Linked DNA regions of Homo sapiens: region 1 is linked to region 2. Evidence: chromatin loops called from intact Hi-C (ENCODE). Cell type or tissue: HCT116. All regions are shown on one strand. Links, peaks and the distances in the headings refer to the core of each region. The heading gives the core; the rest is flanking DNA. Region 1 overlaps CPNE4 (copine 4). Region 2 overlaps NEK11 (NIMA related kinase 11).

Evidence for each region. Peaks named below come from ENCODE experiments on the same cell type or tissue, not always from the same donor. Only the 100,000 strongest peaks of a DNase experiment are listed, where the experiment ranks them.
Region 1: a loop joins it to region 2, with 3 times the contacts of the local background. A loop is called at or near these places in 4 of 110 quality-filtered maps.

Annotation. Positions count from the first base shown.
Region 1 is chr3:131,655,238-131,660,624 of GRCh38, reverse strand. All of the region lies in intron 7 of CPNE4 (copine 4), which reads left to right. Among named protein-coding and RNA genes, the nearest start is that of MRPL3, 150 kb to the right of the region's middle. In HCT116, for the core only: no CTCF peak of the experiment used is centred there; a DNase peak (open chromatin) is centred at 2,361; H3K27me3 peaks cover 957 bases.
Region 2 is chr3:131,030,638-131,036,024 of GRCh38, reverse strand. The region is part of intron 3 of NEK11 (NIMA related kinase 11); the gene reads right to left. Among named protein-coding and RNA genes, the nearest start is that of NEK11, 6.5 kb to the right of the region's middle. In HCT116, for the core only: a CTCF peak has its summit at 2,356 (motif pointing left); a DNase peak (open chromatin) is centred at 2,344.

The DNA.
Region 1 (5,387 bases), core at 124-5,123, 620 kb before region 2:
GGAACCTAAACTCCATACCAGAACCTAAAGTCCAATAAAACTTTCCGTGATGATGGAAATATTCTGTATCTGTACTCTTCAAAAGAGTAGCCACTACCCACATGTGGCCAAAGCAATTCTTTCCCAACCTCTCCTCTCTTTCTCTTCAAGCCTCCTTCTTATTTTCAGTCCTCCCATTCTGGTATCCCATCCCCTTTTCTTCAAAACACATCATCCTTCCCATCCACCAAGGAGAAAATTCTGCCCCTTCATGTGTCAAGCCTATGATGCTAATGGGACCCCTCCTCTGCCTAGTCTTTAGTGACTCCAAATTGGAAGAAATGGGCTGTTGTACAAATGGGGTCAACACTAGGTGCTTCAATGTCAAAATAACTTTTTCATTAGTGAAAATTAGATCTGATTTCCTTACTATCTAAAAAGAGAGCCTACCTTGCCAAAGCAAGTGCTAGTTTGCTTGTTTGTTTCCAAGAAACCATATAAACTGATCTTACATTAAAAAGAATCTTGGGAGTTAGTGTTTCAGTGGGGAAAACAGAAAAGTTCTGGACAAAGATGGTGGTAATCGTTGAAATACAATATGAATATACTTAATGCCACAGAGCTGTAAATTTAAAAATAAATGGCAAATTTTATGTTATGTATCTTTTACCACAACAAAAATTAAATTTAGAAAAAGCCTTCTTCCTGTTAACATGACTTTGAACCTGCTCCTTGTGAAACAACTGCCTGACATTATTGTACTACAGAGTATTTAATGCCTGCCTAAAGCTGGCATACCTTACCTATAATGGCTCTTGTTCTCTCAGCAATCTGGGATGAGGGTATGGCAGCTCCTAAGCGATTCTTTCTGACTCCCAAATTCCTCCCTTTTGGAAACCCTTGCATGCAAAGGGTACAGTCCTTCCTTGCCCAACCATTATGAGGGAAGAGGCCAAAAGAGATGGTACAACCTGGCCAAACTGTTTTATTGAAAAAATTGTCCATGGTCATGCTCTGTCTTTGATTTTTTTAAAAAATGTTTTTGAAAAAGTCATCTTTGGAAAACACTTTGCAAGTCTAAAACTAAAAGTATCAGATGAATGCTATTCAGTGCCCTGATGAGGTCTCTAGTTGAAAGTAAAGAGGTAGCCCTCTTATTATCTGGCTGGACATTTCCCTACTAGAGAGAATGTCCATCTAAATAAGTTGCAATTGCTGCAACTGGAAGCAGTTTCCTCACATTATTTAATCCATCTGCATCCCCTTCTGCACTGAAAATGGATAGCTAACCAGCTACTGGGAAGATACTTGGGGAAAACTGGGACGTGGATAAAGTTGCTTAATGATGAAGGGAAGGATTATTCTGAGTAGAAATTCTGAGAATCCCCCAGTGCAATTTTGTGTCATTATTCAAATTGACAGGACTCACTACTCTGTTTAAATAATGCTGTGTTCTGGTAACACTGGTTATGCTGGTTGCTCTTACTTGATTGTTTATTTAGTTTAAAATATTTTTAATATGAGATACTCTATAGTTTATTCCACTACTTTGTTCACACAGAAACTGAAAAAGTTGCCTCAAGATCTCAATTTTCATTTTTGCACATTTGGAAATGTTGTTTTTAACCTAGCCTTGTCAACAGGAAGGTTTTCACAAACTGGATTGACATCCCAAGATGCCTTTTCATTGAGTCAGTTTCTGCAGGGCATCCAGCTTCTCTCCCACATTTTAAACATTAAACCAGAATGTTGTTTGAAAAAGATGAAAACATCACAATCCGCAGCCATCCTGGGCTTTTTTTCTGGAAAGCATTGTCAGTAGAATCATCAAATAAAACATGAAGAGACCTGTCTCTTAGGAAGAAGATCAGCTTTCATAAAGAAAGAGTCCTTGAAGCAAAGGGAAATGACCCTTTCTTAGATGCTTGGCAGAACAATCCCATAGGCCCTCCTTCTCAGGAGCTGGAGGAGGTATCAGCATCTCCTCAAAGATATGGTGCCTGTAAGACCCCACCTGTCTGCAGTGTTTATACTTCCCAAAAAGATTAAGGAAGGCCAGGAGGACTTTGTGTGGAGCACACAAAACAAATATCAAGAAAGAGCAAATTGACTGACCTGATAAGAAACGAATTATTTTCTCTCTGAGAGTGTGTGAATTGTTCTTTCTTGGGAACATGAGCTCATTGAAAATGAGCATAAATACTTTTGGACACTTCCAGTAAAGAGAAGAAAGTTAGAATGATCATCAATCCCACATCCACCCCCATGCAATTTAGAGAGAAACCAGGTAGAGATGGAGAGATGCCTCCTCATGTTGCCTACAGAGGCCACTCGTGCTGCATGGCTCCAGTCAGGGTCCCCCGTCTCACTGGGTCTAGTCTCCAGCTTCTTTGCTGGTACAGGAACTCAGCTTTGTCCAATCACTCAGACTTAGTGGGACCTGGAAGAACTGACTCACGGCAAAAGGCAGATGCATAAGCCAGGAGGCCAACATAGTAATTTACAAAAAACAAAAATAAATAAAATATAAATAAATAAATTTGGCAAGAACTATAATTATCAAGCTCCATACAGGGAACCTCTTTCCTGATACCTGAATACTTTTGAAGCAGAATTAGCAACCAAAATATGTTATTTGGTGAGCATAGAAAAATCAAGGCAAGGGCACATGAGGAGTCTGGAGAGTGTTTACTCTGGTCAGCAGTTGTGACTGAAAGACTCAAGAGTCTGGAACATCTGATTAAGTTAATAAGGTGCTTGATCTTAAAAATATAGATAATTCGGCCGGGCACGGTATCTCACGCCTGTAATCCCAGCACTTTGGAAGGCTGAGGCGGGCAGATCACGAGGTCAGGAGATTAAGACAATCCTAGCCAACATGGCGAAACCCCGTTTCTACTAAACACACACACACACACACACACACACACACACACACACAAAATTAGCTGGACGTGGTGGCACGTGCCTGTAATCCCAGCTCCTCGGGAGGCTGAGGCAGGAGAATCTCTTGAACCAGTGAGTTGGAGGTTGCAGTGAGTCGAGATCACACCACTGCTCTCCAGCCTGGCGACAGAGTGAGACTCCCTCTCAAAAAAAAAAAAAAAAAAAAATACAGATAATTCTAGGCTTTCATGTACTCATTAAAGCTGATCTCTGACTCCCAATTCCTGAGGTGAGCCACAGTATATCTTGTCAATGTATAATTTTCAAAAAGTTAAAAGTATGACTCTCATTGAACTATCAAATGAATATGTATCAAAAATTTTATTCAACTCATTAATTGATGAGGTAACCAATAAGAAGATAAAAGTTCTCCAAGAGCATTTTGGATAATTTAGTTTACATAGTCTTTTTCTTTAAAAAGGACTAAAATTTCTAGATACAAAATTAATTAATGTCTTTAGGGGCAATAAACCATAAACTTCAGGGTCATCTTTACACCAGAAGGAAATCATTGCATCATATACAAGTTTAACATGTATAACTTTACAGATCCTGAGCCCTCAATTATTAATAATAAATAGTAAATAGCAGAAACAAATAATGGTAAATTCTTATAGGAAAATATATCATCCTTGGATGGGCCTGTTAAATAATGATTAAGTATGGCATTGAAAGGGCTTACGGTCACACTCTCGGACTTGTTTTCAGGTTGTGGATAATTTTTCTTAACAGGCTCAAGTAGCTCCTGAGTTCACATTTCTAGAAGATCCTGATATATGCCTGAAATTCCCACCTGTCCCTCTCCATTGCCTCCCCATCTCTGAATAGCTGGCATGTTCTTAACATTCAGGTGTCAACTCAAAACTGAAGCACTCAGACTTCGTTGTTCATACATACATTCCTCCAGTTACTCTTCATCTAATCACCATCTCCTTCATGGCACTTACCACCATCTGTGATTACGTTGTTTATTTGTTTACATGTTTATAGTTTGAGTCCTCTACTGAAATATAAGTGCCAAGGTCCGTGGGAAAGGAACTGGCCTATGTAATTCACCTCTATATCCTCAGCCCCTAAAACAGTGCTTGGCATATAGTAGATTCTTAATAAATGTATGCTTAAAGAATGAATAGATGGATAGATGGATTGATAGATAGATGGATGGATATATACACAAGCCCATAGTTACATTAGCTCGATACCATTGATGACATTGTACCAGATTTTTTGCTATTTGGTCTCACCTTTTAAAGACCCCTAGAAAAATACCCCTCTTATCTACTCATTCTTATCTCCACATATATCGATGCTAGTGATTAGGTTAATTAGGTTAATGTTTCCATCACATCAGTTATGACCTGGGACACTTCCTTTAATTTAAGACAAGTCTACATTCATCATGGAAGCTTTCTTTCCTCATTGTCATGTCTCAGAGAACTTCCCATTGCTACTCATTTGTCACCATATTTTCTCCTAACATTTTTTTTCCTTAAATTTAAACATAACTTTCCCTCCACCAGCCATAGGGAGTTAGAAGAAGGAAAGGAAGGGAAGGGAAGAGTCTGGAGGATAAAGCAGCCAACAGAGAAAAGCACTCCTTCAGGAATGAGGGGCTGGAATGCAAGTCACAAAAAAAAAAAAAAAAAGAAACAGTATTGTGGCCACATCTGGTTCTCACAGCATAGCTTTTGGAGGGGAAAGAGGCCTAAAATCTTAGAAAAGGAAGGTAAAGAAAGTAGCCTTGTGGATTTTCTAAATGTCAGGTCCTTTTTATTTCACTGGCGTATTTTATGGTTTAGTACTTTGCTTCTTTGAACAGTTCCTAGAATAGCAAGGATTAAGTCTAGTACTAACCATGATAAATCCTGGTTTACCTTTAAGCAATGAGATTTTTAATAGAATAAAGTAGAAGAGGGATGTGGGGTGGGTGAGACAAACAAACAGGATTCAATTAAGTCTTAAAATGGGTGAGAAAAGAAAGAGCATCCTTTGGATTCTGATCCTCAGAACTTTTTCTACAACCTACTTGTCTCCACCCCCCTGCCCCCCGACGTCGGTTTCATTTCCTGTGGCAATTAACTTTACTTCAACATTATGTTGACCACACGGCATGCTTTATTGCACCGGTATTTAAAACCTTTCATGACAGCTATCCCATGAAAGAGTAAAATCACTAAATGGACTTGTCAGGAAGCATTACCTCTAGCTCATCTGCCCTGCAGACCAGCTGGCCTTCTTCATAAGCTCTCTTACCATGCAATCACCCCTGCTACTCCCAATAATCAAACTGACTCTTGAAGGCATATGATGTAACGAACCACAACAGACCTTAAGACAAGGTCAGCATATGATCTAGAATAATATCATCAAACTTTAGCAACATCAGAATCTCCAGGAAGGCTTGTTGAAACATACATCATTGGGTCCTAACCCCAGAGTCTCTGATTCAGTAGGTCTAGGGT
Region 2 (5,387 bases), core at 237-5,236:
CTGCTTCTTTATGCACATCTGAACTTTTTATAAAGTGTATACACATTACTTTCAATATTGGGAAAGGAGGTACCCTATGAATATTTGTATGGGGGTGCATCCAGAGCTATTTAGTAGATAAACACTGGGTCTTAGGGCTCCCACAACAATAGCCACTTAGAATGTACATACAGCTGTTCCATTTTGTCAAGTTCTTAGAAGAGACCTTTTACCTGGTTTAAGCGAGTAATTGCCCAATTATTCCACCTGCTTATTTTGGTTATATTTTCACTTCTCATTAGATATACAGCTTCTCCAGAACTTCTACCAGAAAATGGTGGGAGGGTGCACAAAGGAGGAGGTACTGTTCATCCTAGGAACCAGATTAAGAAGTGGAATCATGGTTTATAGATCTATCTTGTCTTGATTTAGTTAATATAAGCTCCTCTCCAAGACTGACCATCTCTGGGTGTATGAATATGAAAAGCTGAGGCCTGGACCCCAGGGTGGTGGCTGAACCCCTGAGCCCTTTTGACTCCATGCCAGTTAGTGAGTCTGTCTCAATACAGTACTTTGGAACAGGGCTGGACGTCTGAGATTTCTATAAGTAGAAACTGGAGTATGGAGAGCTTTACAACAATGGACCCAGACTTTTTTGGCTTTTGGGGTTTTTTAATTATCTTTTTCTTACTTTCTACCTCCCTTACTCTTATGGTCTAAGACCACTCCCCTCTGTTGTCAGTATGACTCATTCTAGCATCAACTCTTGGCCCCCTATCTTCCATTTTGTTTCCATAACTGGGTAGAAAATCAGCTTGCTAGGACTTTTAAAAATCTACTCTAATGTAGACCCAAGAGCTCTCTGAGGAGGCAAGAGCCTGGACTTGAGGGCCATTTCTTTAAGGACTTGTAGGCCTTTTACTATTTAACTCCTGATCCTTATCTCAGGCAGACATATGAGATAGAGGGGGAAAAAATGCCTTCTGTAGAGATAAAGCATTTCCTTGTTACCATTTTTCCCATATTTAGACAAAGACCAAGGTGTACGATCACAGTTAAGGGGTAAAATATTTGGATACGCACTTGGATAGGACCAAGGGGAAAATACACATAAGTTAGATAGTACACAGAAACAAGTAAGATAATATTGAGTTGGAAAGGGAGTAGCCACTCCAACATCTCCGAGTGCAACCTGCCACACAGATACTTAAGCATTGTCTTGTACTGTATACTAGTTGTTTTATGTGTGTTGATATAGTCTTCCGGACTGGAAGCACCTGAAGGCTAGGCCTTATCTCCTACTGCTTCAGTTTCCTCTCTCGTGCTGAGTCCAAAGCAAAGGTCTAATATTTAAATTGTGGCCGGGCGCGGTGGCTCACGCCTGTAATCCCAGCACTTTGGGAGGCCCAGGCAAGTGGATCACAAGGTCAGGAGATCGAGACCACGGTGAAACCCCATCTCTACTAAAAATACAAAAAATTAGCCGGGTGTGGTGGCGGGCGCCTGTAGTCCCAGCTACTCGGGAGGCTGAGGCAGGAGAATGGCGTGAAGCCGGGAGGCGGAGCTTGCAGTGAGCCAAGATCGCGCCACTGCACTCCAGCCTGGGTGACAAATCGAGACTCCGACTCAAAAAAAAAAAATTTAAATTGTATTAAATACTTCATAGTTGACAGACTAAAACAGACAACAGCATAAAATCAACTCTGCATAGTAAGATCACTATATCTTAAATGTGATAAATTTTTTAAAAATCATTATAACCAACATTCTATGCTGATAAGATGAATGTTGAAATTCACTGTAGCTGTGGCCATGATTAATTACAAGTTTAATCATGTATTTTAGGGTAAACCTATTTCCTTAATATCTCTTTTCTATTAAATTACATGCACTATGCTAATGTTAAGGGCCAAAGTAATTTCTGGGCTGATCAAATCTTTTGGGTTTGATTTTTTGAAAAGATACTTTGACAATTTAACAATACTATAAAATAAAATGAATAAGAACTAGCACAATCTTTTTAGGACTATGACAACATAATTAGACTAGAGTGTCTATAATTATGAAAGAAAATATTCTCAAATATTGTTTTATGAATTTCATGATGCATAATAAAGGAAAAACCTCTATCTCATTCACCATACATTTTAACAGTTTAATTTTATTCTACTGTGATAATGAAAAAAGGGATGCCCAATATTTATGCCAGGAAGAAAACTCTCCAAACATGCATCAAGCAAGTGTAATGTCTGTACTGTAGGTTTTATTTTAATCTCACAGCTAATTCAGAAAGTGAATAAAAATGTAAAGGAATATGGTATTTACATTGTAATTAAAGGTCACCCTGTATGCAAAATGTCAATGGTAAAGTGATGCCCCCAAGTGGCATAATGATAAATTGCAATACTTTGACGGAAAAGTTAAGTACTATGTACATACAGCTGTTCCATTTTGTCAAGTTCTTTGATTAAATATAGAAATGTATATAATGAATCTGTATTTCATAGAAACTAGTCATAAGTCCTACAAACTTATTGTCATTCCTTTAACACTGATACCAAGGGATAGTCTGATACCTTCCTTATGAGCTCAAAAAGTTAAGGGTGTATCTGCAAAACAAAAAGGGAAGTCATATCTATTCTGATGTGTTGAAGGAATAGCATTCATACCATTATAGAAGTCTGTATAAAGTATTCATCTTCTAGCCACCTCTAACATTAACCAATTCCTTATGTTTGTGGTCTAGTATGTAAAGCATAATTTAAAACCTTATCTAGTCAAATTGCTTGGACAATGAGTAGTGCTAATAATGTGCTTTGCTCACAAACTAATGGTTCAGTATCAACACAAAAAAAAAAGAGTTTAGTTTCCTGCCTCATATATGCATTAAACATAACAATCACTGATGAATTGATATCTTAGCTAAAAGGTTCACATTCTGAGAACCAATTTATTTTGGACAGCCACAGAGATATAAAAGATGACAACAGAATTGTTACAATCTCAAGACACATCTTGAATAAGTTTTTTAAATTACATGCCTGGTTTCAGATTGGTTTATTTGGGAAATTTTTCTCATTTAAAAGTAATCCAGAAAAACCTTCCATTTATTAGAAGTTTCCAATTGCAGTCATTGGGTGGTAATTAGCTAAAGTTTTCTTAGGCTTCCTTTAATTATTCTTTTAACTTGGATTGTTTATAATTAAGGTGAATCTGTGCTGTTTTTGAGGAATAATTATGAGCAAGGCAATGTGACATCTAAATCTTATATAAATAGGCAGATATCGTATTCTTATTACAATCCTATGAGGTATTATACTCATTTTAAAGATAAGAAAACCAAAGCTCAGATTAGGAATGTACAGAATGTAGACTTCACATTAAGAACAGGCCTGGCTTTACTTTTTGTTCACATCCAAAGCTGGGATTTTAACAATGACACCATACTGCTCTGTTTCTATTACAGCATTCTAGAATTTTGTGAGTAGTCACATTCATACTTTTTTCTGATTTTAGCAAATAATTCCAAAAGCAATTGTCTACAAAGGTCGGCACGTAGTGGAAAGGTGTGATGCAGCTGTATGCCAGAGACAGTAAGGAGAGGTAGGAATGTGGCTAACTGGAGAATATGGAATTTGTCTAAGGGAGTAGCTGCTGCCTAGCTTTAGCAGTCCATTGTGGCTACACAGGAACTGATGTTAGCAAACGTTCCCAAATCTTTTTTTTCTAGAAAAGATGAAATGCTCAATTTATATGAGCTGCTCATTTAAAAATACTGACTACTGGCCAGGCGCGATGGCTCACGCCTGTAATCTCAGCACTTTGGGAGGCCAAGGCAAGAGGATCACCTGAGGTCAGGAGTTCAAGACCAGCCTGGCCAACATGGTGAAACCCTGTCTCTACTAAAAATACAAAAATTAGCCAGGTGTGGTGGTGCATGCCTGTAATCCCAGCTACTTGGGAGGCTGAGGTGGGAGAATCACTTGAACCTGGGAGGTGGAGGTTGCAGTGAGCCAAGATCGTGCCACTGCACTTCAGCCTGGGAGACAGAGTGAGACTCCGCCTCAAAAAAAAAAAAAAACTGATTAATTTACTAAAAAGAAACACTACCCAGGCCAAACAAAAGACATCTGAAAGCCACATGTGGCCAGTATGCAATATGTTTTAGATTCTGATGATGAATGATTCCTTTCCCAGAGATTGTGGACTAGACCTTCTGGTGCCAAATGATTTTTGTCCGTTATCCTCACCACTGGATTCATTCCACAAACATGTCTGCCATCTTCAGCTCCAGTCATGTGTTTTTTTAAGATTGGTTCAGGTACAAGAAAGATCACTAACAAATCACTTGCCAACCAACCAGCCCCAGCCCCCTTTCTTCTCTCTCATTCTCTTTCTCTCTCTCTTCCCCGCTGACTACAAACACACTCTCTCCACTCACTTATTATCTTAAGTCTAAAGGTTTCAAGTTTGATCTTCATACATCTTATTTTACATCCTTTTAATTAACTTTTTAGTCCTCCTGTGAATTATCTTAAAATTTTTCATATTCCTCATTAGTTGAAGAAACCAAAATTGGATATGATCCTACAGTGTAGTTTTTAGAAGTACTGGGTCTGGTTTAGGTCTTACTCTCAATGTTTCCATAAAGGTTATCTAATAATTGTCAGAAATTTATCATTCTATTCTAAATGGCTAGAAGAGCACCTCTAGGATTAAAGAGAAAAAATCCTTTTCAGCAGGAATCATAATGCATGTTCTAAGGACATCAGAAAAATGCCAGCTCTTTTATCATCCCTCATGTAGAAATTGACTAAAAACTATAAATTCTAGATAATTACAGCTTTTAAAAATTCTGGACAGAGACCATTTAAAAGATTGAGTTTTAAAACAAAGTAGTAACATCACTAACATTTACCTTTACAATTCCTATGACCTATGAAGATGTAGAAAAGTGTTTATCACACTGATTTTAAATCCACTCTTAAATATCCAATAGGCAAAAGCTGGAAGAACTTAGAGTAGCCTTAAAACCTTAGAAGAAAACAATATATTATGGGATGAAAATGTGGTCTTCTGGGGTTAAGGGCTGATATCTTGGATCATTCTTCCTTCTGCTTTCTGTTCCTCCTGTGTTTCTGATAGGCAAGTTTCTTACCCTAACTTCAGTTCCAACTTACTTTCCACTGCAGCAAATTAAAAAAACTTTACACAAAAACTAGAGGTTTATCTGTAAGGGAGGTACTGTCTGAAGCTATTAAGAGTTTTTCTCTACTATGAAAGTGTAGAGGGTCCGATCATAATCAAAAGAGACGAGGTGACAAGGGGGTCATTAACATAAGCTAATTTTAAATAGGAGTGTCCATTTGGTTTAAGTGTTTAATCTGACAGCTTTCTGACTACGGAAT